3 separate regions of the Mus musculus genome follow, and all the other regions are linked to region 2. A link is a loop called in an ENCODE intact Hi-C map of the cell type or tissue named here. Cell type or tissue: left cerebral cortex. All regions are shown on one strand.

The links. Peaks named below come from ENCODE experiments on the same cell type or tissue, not always from the same donor. Only the 100,000 strongest peaks of a DNase experiment are listed, where the experiment ranks them.
Region 1: it touches region 2 in a loop (4-fold over the local background); 5 of 42 quality-filtered maps call a loop at or near these places.
Region 3: it touches region 2 in a loop (2.3-fold over the local background); 5 of 42 quality-filtered maps call a loop at or near these places.

What each region holds. Positions count from the first base shown.
Region 1 is chr5:65,004,902-65,007,401 of GRCm38, reverse strand. It overlaps Fam114a1 (family with sequence similarity 114, member A1), which reads right to left. Exons shown (of 14, transcript NM_026667.3): 4 at 1,491-1,604; 5 at 1,259-1,368. The region is part of intron 2 of Gm32374 (a long non-coding RNA gene); the gene reads left to right. Among named protein-coding and RNA genes, the nearest start is that of Gm32374, 14 kb to the left of the region's middle. In left cerebral cortex, a CTCF peak has its summit at 1,302; DNase peaks (open chromatin) are centred at 978 and 1,217; H3K27ac peaks cover 1,210 bases.
Region 2 is chr5:65,129,733-65,132,232 of GRCm38, reverse strand. It overlaps Klhl5 (kelch-like 5), which reads right to left and starts at 1,002. Exons shown (of 11, transcript NM_175174.4): 1 at 457-1,002. The coding sequence starts at 836. LOC115490189 (a long non-coding RNA gene) reads right to left here and starts at 450. Exons shown (of 2, transcript XR_003955931.1): 1 at 1-450. In left cerebral cortex, no CTCF peak of the experiment used is centred here; DNase peaks (open chromatin) are centred at 456, 705 and 1,191; H3K4me3 peaks cover 1,554 bases; H3K27ac peaks cover 1,302 bases.
Region 3 is chr5:65,019,107-65,021,606 of GRCm38, reverse strand. Fam114a1 (family with sequence similarity 114, member A1) reads right to left here. Exons shown (of 14, transcript NM_026667.3): 8 at 1-5. Gm32374 (a long non-coding RNA gene) reads left to right here and starts at 1,475. Exons shown (of 3, transcript XR_003955930.1): 1 at 1,475-1,509; 2 at 2,289-2,500. In left cerebral cortex, a CTCF peak has its summit at 1,465; DNase peaks (open chromatin) are centred at 64 and 1,654.

The DNA of each region.
Region 1 (2,500 bases), 120 kb after region 2:
TTACTGCGTGAACTTGGTGACCTGAGTTCTAGTCCCAGAACCCCACATAAAGTGGAAGGGGAGAGGTGACTCCACAAAGTTGCCCTCTGACCTTCACATGATCTAGATGCCATGGTATAGGTGCCCTCTCACCATATGCACACACAATAATAGATCATGTAAAAAATAATTTTTAAAAAAGGGAGCAGTGAGAAGCCATGGGTTTGCTTTTTACACCCGAGTTACAGAGAGAGCTTCCCCCACTCTCATGGGTGGCCTTGAACAGCTCTGCGTTGTGACTCTTAACACTTGGTGTGCCTCCTTCTCCCTATCCAGTCTTCCTTTACTCCTGGCACTCTTTTGTCCCAACATATGGGTAAGATAACCTACGGGGCCATTCACAATCCCCTCCTTTCCCATAATGCATCACACACCATTGTTAAACCGCCTTAATATGGCAAGACATAGCATTAGCCTATATGGCCAGAGTCTGGTGAGGCTCCTCACACACAGTAAGGGTCAACTGTCTCTCTTTAATATAACAAATGGATAAATGACTAAAAAGGGCACGAGCCCATATTTCTAGAAAATATAGTTAGCTTGTTCTACATAGTAGACTCCTGTCTTCCTGGTGCTAAGGACCTGCTGACTTCCTCTTCTCACTGTGGTACCTCTGCTTCCTTTCAATGTTTATCATCAATAGCGAGCTTCCTGGAGGAGTGAGATGGTTGAGTATCTGTCTTTAAAAAAAATCAATTCAACTTAAATAAAAAGGAATAAACAAACAATGGAAAAATAAGACTTTCAGGTGTACGTTTAGGGTTCTGCAGGGAAAGGGGCTGTAGGGATCAGGAGGGAGGCTATGGCTGGGTTGGTCTCTGAGTTATTCTCCCTGAGTCATTACTAGTCCTTTTTTGCTTTGAAGGATTTCCAATTTTAAGAGAACTGAGACCTGATCCAGGAAGAACAGCTGTCCCAGCTCCAAGTTCCCTCCCTCACCTAAATGCCGTCCTTGAAGCAGCTAGAAGGGACACTGTTAGATCAGATTGGAAAAAAAATCTTCTAAACCACTCTCTTCTTTTAAACACAGACTGCATTTCATCTTGCCCTTATTATTTCAGATCCAAGGTTATAGCTACTCTGTAGCAGAAAGCATAACAAACTGGAATCCAAAGTCAGGAGTGAGGCAGCCTTCTCTCTGATGTATCTAGGTCACAAGCTGCAAAGATCAAAAGAACTGAGCCACTAGGGAAAACAGGGGAGGCCTCTAGGGACTCACCGTGTTTTGAACCACATTGGTGAGGGCTGACAGCATGCCTCTCGACCCTGCCGCCCCTGGTGGAGGAGGAGTGTGGGGGCCTCTGGCAGGGTCCTGATCTGGAGTCACATCTGTCATGGCAAGAAATAACACCCTGGTTAGAATGCATTTTGCTGATCTGAACTTGGGCTTTTCCCCACTGTGTAGTCATGCACACGGGTGTAACAAAACACCAGGCGAGCACGCCACTCACTTCCAGAGATTCCGTTTTCAGCATCAGTTGGGGCCCCTTCGGGAGATGCAGAATTGGCACTGTGGATTCGTAGGGTTGCCCCTGCCTTTTCTTTGACTGCTGTTAATCCATGACCTGCAAGGACATAAATATATAGTTCACAGAGACATTACAATCTGCACAGTCTGTGACCCTAGACTAATCTCACAAGACCATCTGGACTGCGGGGTTCTACCCTGAATGGCAGCAATGTGTTCAGATTCCCTGTGGTAGGATCCAAAGATGAACTCAGCATGGTCAGGCTGAGTGGCCTTAAAGCCACTCTCTTTTGTGACTCAGTTTCCTCACTATGTTCCCAGACCCCTTTTGGCTTCTGCCATGGTGGCTGTTTTTAACAGGGAAACTCCAAACTCAAGTCAGCGTCTTTGAAAGGCATGTCTTCATCCTGTTTTCTAAAGTGTCATATGGCTGATCAATCGTTCTCTTGTGGTCGCTGTTGGCTTTTTGAAGTCCTAGCACATGGCAGGTGCTCAGTTAACATGGGCTGGATTGAAGTCAGATGACCTTCAATACGTTCCTATGTATAAACCTATGTATAATATGTTCCTAGGATTATATGTATGGTGGCATATAATCCTAACACTCAGGGGGCTGAGGCAGGAGGATGGCAAGTTTGAGTCTAGCCTAGTCTGCATAAGATTCTAGGTCAGTGTGGGCTACTTAGCAAGATCGTGTCTCTAAACAAAACAAAGCCCTCCAAACAAACAAATAAAAAAATAACACTACAGTTCCTCAAACGTACACCATGAAAGGTCTTGAGCTGACAGCTCTAAATCAAAGGGTCACTCAGTGGGGAAATTGGGAAGGAGTAGCAGTCCAAAGTAGGCTGAAGGTCACGGACTCCATCAGACTAATAGCACCTGTATTTCCAAGAAGGGACAGTCTTTATTTCCAAGACACTGGCACAGTTGGGATTCGGTAAGGAGTACAGAGCAGACCTTCCCACTCATTGGGTAAAAACCAACCCTTGA
Region 2 (2,500 bases):
GAACTACAGTGTATCTCTTTTTATAGAACCTTTCATTTTTATCAAATTAAAACGACTCCACAATCTATTATAACCCAAAATACCACAAGGATTTATACTGTAGAAATGTCTCATAGTTTTAGTGTAAATACAGAAGCCGGATGAATACAGCCAGGCAACACCGTATAAAACTGCTGCTACATACTATTTTCAAGGCAGTGTCAGATCTATACATGAAATGCAAGGTATTTCAAAATGAAAGCTATTTGGTGCCTTTAAATTTCACAGAATTAACGAGACATTTCCCAAATCCTAGCAAACCTACGTATCCATACCAAGATGCCATTCATGTAGGCAGTTCACGGGAAGCAGATGTACGGACAACCACAGAGATAAGCTAGTAAATAGTCAGTTATTCTCCACTAGCATAGAGCACACACCCCGCACCCCGTCTCTGACAGTAAGAGAATAATCAACCTGCTCGAGCTGGAATCAGATTCATTTTCCTCTTCACTAGTGCCATCGTCCACTTCTGGTCTCTCCAGCCAGTGTGCACCAGCACAGCCTTCTGCTGTAAACTCAAATGCAGGGACATCTGAGGTGGATGCCATTGGCCAAGAAGGTGAATTCTGGAAATCCAGTTGGCTGGACCTTCGGTAACCAATGGAAGCCAAAGGCAATTGTAGGTTACACGGATCTAAAAACTTTCTCCCACCGTTTGCTCCGGTCTGTCCTCGGTTCCAAAATTCTCCCTGCTGGCTGTCAACGGAAGAGTTAGACGATGCTTGATGGCCAAACCACCTCCACCTGATTTTCAAAATCTGTTTCACGTCAAACTCTTTGCGAGAACCAGACATCCTCAGAGAAACCGAGTGATCGTCTAGGCAACGGGCAAAAAACACGGCGCACAGATTTGTGTATCCAACCAAGACAAGAGAAGTATATTCCCTGCTGTACCCAAAAAATAGCTTTAAAAGAAAACAAATCGTTCAAATATATATCTCCATTTACTTTCATCCCAATATATCAGACTATGAAGAACAAAGGGTAATGAATAAAGATGAACGCGGTGGAACACTCCGCTCGATCGGAGCAAACTCTGATCCACCTATCCTGAAGCAGCCCCAGCACTTTCCCTGCTCCCCTTCCCATCCAGACCCTGGACTCGCACAAACACTGACAGCATTCATTAAAGTCCTTTCAAATGCAGAACACCACCCCCTTCTCTGAACCACAAATGACAGAGACTGAGAGCACTATCCCCGCTGCAGAATCAAATCGCAGCCTTTATTGCTCGGTGCATTAACTCTTTTATGGCTGAAACAAGAGCCGTTAACGCAGAGCATTTTCCTTTGTACTTAAAAACCACTTTTCCACCAGCAGTGGTTCCTGCTTTTAAACCAAGTTCTTAGGTGAGTTCTTAGTTCATATCACAGAACACATTTTCTAAAAAGCATTTTAAATGAGATTTGAGGATTCTTGAGCTGTGTTGGGTGGGGATGAGGAGGAGGGTCTAAGCTGGGGCTCTGGACTGGTGGCCACTATCCTCCTGTCTCCTCCCTCTCCTCCCAGGATGCACAGTGACATCCTTGGTTAAGAGTTCATTTGAACAAGGGATAATGAGAAAAACTAGACGAAAAAGTTTGAAAACTACAATGGACCAAAATATGTCAGTACTAACTCTTTAAAAGGGATACCCTGACACCAATATCACTCACTCTAATTCAAACAGGGCTGCTTCCTCCAGTTTGACACCTAGATTTCCTATTGGAGAGGGATGGTGGGGCTCAAGGCTTAAGATTCCTTAGCTGCAGAGAGCACTGGACTGTGGCCTCTGTGGCCAACAAGACAGAGCAGTGCTGTGGACATGCTCACTGCAAATTGATAAGGAGAAAAAAATTAAAATTTAAAATACTAAAGAGTTACTTTGAGTATTCTAGTAGGCGTGGTGGAAGACAGGAATATACACATACTGATGTCTAACCTCCAGAATGAATAAATACAGTCACTGAAGTGAATAAAAGCACTGATTAGTCAAAATATAAAATATTATAATAGTGTAATATTAAGAATTTGTGATTTTAAAGTGCAGAACAGAATTTAGATGTTCAGTACTGAACCCCCTGTCAAATAATTTCACATAAAGCTGTTTTGACATTGGCTGAAAAGTCTGTTTTGGAGACTTTTGGCACAAAAATACCATGAGGCCTGTAGCTTAACCTCATGTGGCCCCTAGAACTAAAAACTGTTCAGAAAAAACAGAATAAGAAGCATGAAAAGCCGCGCAGAGCTCTGTACTGGCACTGTGGGGGACCTCCAATCAGCTCCCTTAGCGCCTGGGTAGGAATGGAACACTGACAAGGAGGGGTTCCGTCAGCTAGCCATACCTGCTTAACTTTAAGAACAGGAGAAAGTTAGGTGAAGGAAGGAGACAAAACGTCCTGAGCACAAAGTCAAGGTGACACCAAGTAGGGTGCCTGGGAGATCGACGCTTTGGAGCTTTAGTGTGGTGGGAGCATGC
Region 3 (2,500 bases), 110 kb after region 2:
TGAACCTGGAGAAAAATAAAAGGGAATAGAAAGAAAGAAATAGGTCACTTAACTGTCATCGTTTCTTCCCACGGAAAGCATTTACATATGGCTGCCTCCAGTTTTCCCAGTAGCTCCTGAGCGAGCCATAGTGTGGAGGTGGGGGGCAGGGGGTGGGGGGGCGTTTGGCTCTACTGCCCATTCACAGCGTGGGCTCCCAGGCCTCAGTCCTTCCCATTCAGTAGTTATTGCTGTTGCTGTTACATCTCAGTATATAGTTCAGATTGGCCTCGAACTGATTAAATAGTCCAGTCTGGTCTTGAACTTGAACTTCTCTTGCCCTGGCTTCTTCATTACAGTTACAGGCACGAGCCACCACACAGGACTAACTGTCTCCTTCTTAAAGCAGGATCTGTACTTCCTTGGGATCCTTGGTGTGGTAAACAATAAACATGAAGCAAGAGGCCCTGGTCAACAGTGGTGGTGGCAGGAACCCATTGATCACAGGGGTTAAAAACACTCCCTCCACACAGCTCAAATATCAGTTCCTCACTTGCTTACTGCTGACCTTGGGTAATTTACATTCCCATGCTTTGGCTTTATCTGAATAATCGGGACTGCTTACATTTACCTTTAAGGCCATTTTGGTCACTAAAGCATAAGAACTGACTTAAAACACTGTGTTGCTCAATAAATAAAAGATCTAACACATATGCATATATATGTATATATATGTGTGTATAAATATACACACACATACATATCTCTCTGTCTCTGTCTCTCTCTGTCTCTCTCTCTGTCTCTCTCTCTCTCTGTCTCTCTCTCTCTGTCTCTCTCTCTCTCTCTCTCTATATATATATATATATATATATATATATATATACATATGATTAGATTAGACATGACTTACACGGAGTTTACAAAAATGTCCAAGATACATTTTCATTTTCTGATAATTCATTGTCTAGAATGGTAGTTCTCAACCTGAAGGGGGATTGTATATCACATATCCTGCATATCAGATATTTGCATTATGATTCACAACAGTAGCAAAATTACAGGTATGAAGCATAGAAATAATTCTATGGTTGGGGTCACCACCACACTAGGAACTGGATTAAAGGGTCACGTTGTGATGAACGTTGAAAACCTCTGCTCTAGGGGAGGGAATCTCAAGACAGCCAGTATCAGACCTAATGGACATGGAGGAAGGGCACTGCAGTCAGCAGGAGGGAACAGTCACTGAACTGGGAAGCTGTGCAGGGAGAGCTTGGGAGAGGAGCCTCGGCTTGGACTGACATCACCTCTGCTCAGAGTCTCTCTTTGGAGAGTGCCCTCTGCATAGACTTCAAAACAAGTACAGATGGCCATCCTCTGAAGATTAATCTAAATTTCCAAATCGGTCACAGGTCATGGAACATCGTAATAAAAATGAGGCGTGACTGTAAAGCTGTTCATTTCTGGTTTCTCATTCTGCACTTCAAATTCTCCCTCTAGAGGGAGTACTAGCTGAGCTCCGTCCTCCTTGGGGTAGGTTTCACTGTCCATGTGTTAGTAAATTGGCACACCAGACTAGGAGTCAGCCAGGGCATCCGGGCTGGCAGGCTTTGTTTTCCTAAGGTTTACGCACATCACTGGGTGCTGTGCGCCTGCCCAAGGCTCTGGGAGGAAGCTTGGCAGGAAATCAACACAAAACCCATTAGCCATGCAGTTCGGCAGGTAGCAGAAATGTGCCCTGCTCTGTGGCTCCTGGCCAGCCCCTCTGGCTTTGGCCTTCTGAGAGCCTTCTTTTCACTTGCATGTTCCGGCTTCTCCCTCTTTAACTCTAGTCTGCTACAGCGGCGTGCACTGAATTGTAGTCGGACGCAAGAATTAATCATAATTAATCATGCATTCCTCACAAGGGTACACAGAGTGTCTTATGCCCCTTTCCCATAAAAATAAATTTTGAAAAATGCAACTGAGTGTAATGGAAACAAAATGATGAGATTTTCCCACTGATTATGTACCGCACTGCCAGGTCTGTCTTAGAATCGATCTGAAGCAACATCATTGATAATAATTCCTTTGTATTATTTATTCACTTATCTATTTATTGTGGCATGTGTGCTGCTGCTGCTGTGGTATGGGTGTGCATGCCACGATGTGGGTTCTAGGGTCTGAACTCCAGTTCTCAAGACTGTGGCACACACTTGAAACCACAGAGCTAGCTCTCCAGCGTCAATACTTCCTTCCCTTTCTCTTGTAATGTTTGAGGTTCAGCCAACGAAATATCAGCGGATACAACGAGCATCCTTTCTTGTCCACAGCTTTCAAATGGGAGTGTCCTCTCTGTTTCCTCGGGCTGACGGGACTCAGAGGACCACAGGCATCAGGTCATGGTGACATCCAATACATTTTAAAGACCTGGACACAGGGGCCGCTGCAGAACACATGGGATACTTCCCCTTCTAGAACACTCTCCAGGTTACTGAGTGGGCCTCTTTCCCATGCTGTGCTGAGACCAGTGTGAACCTAGAAG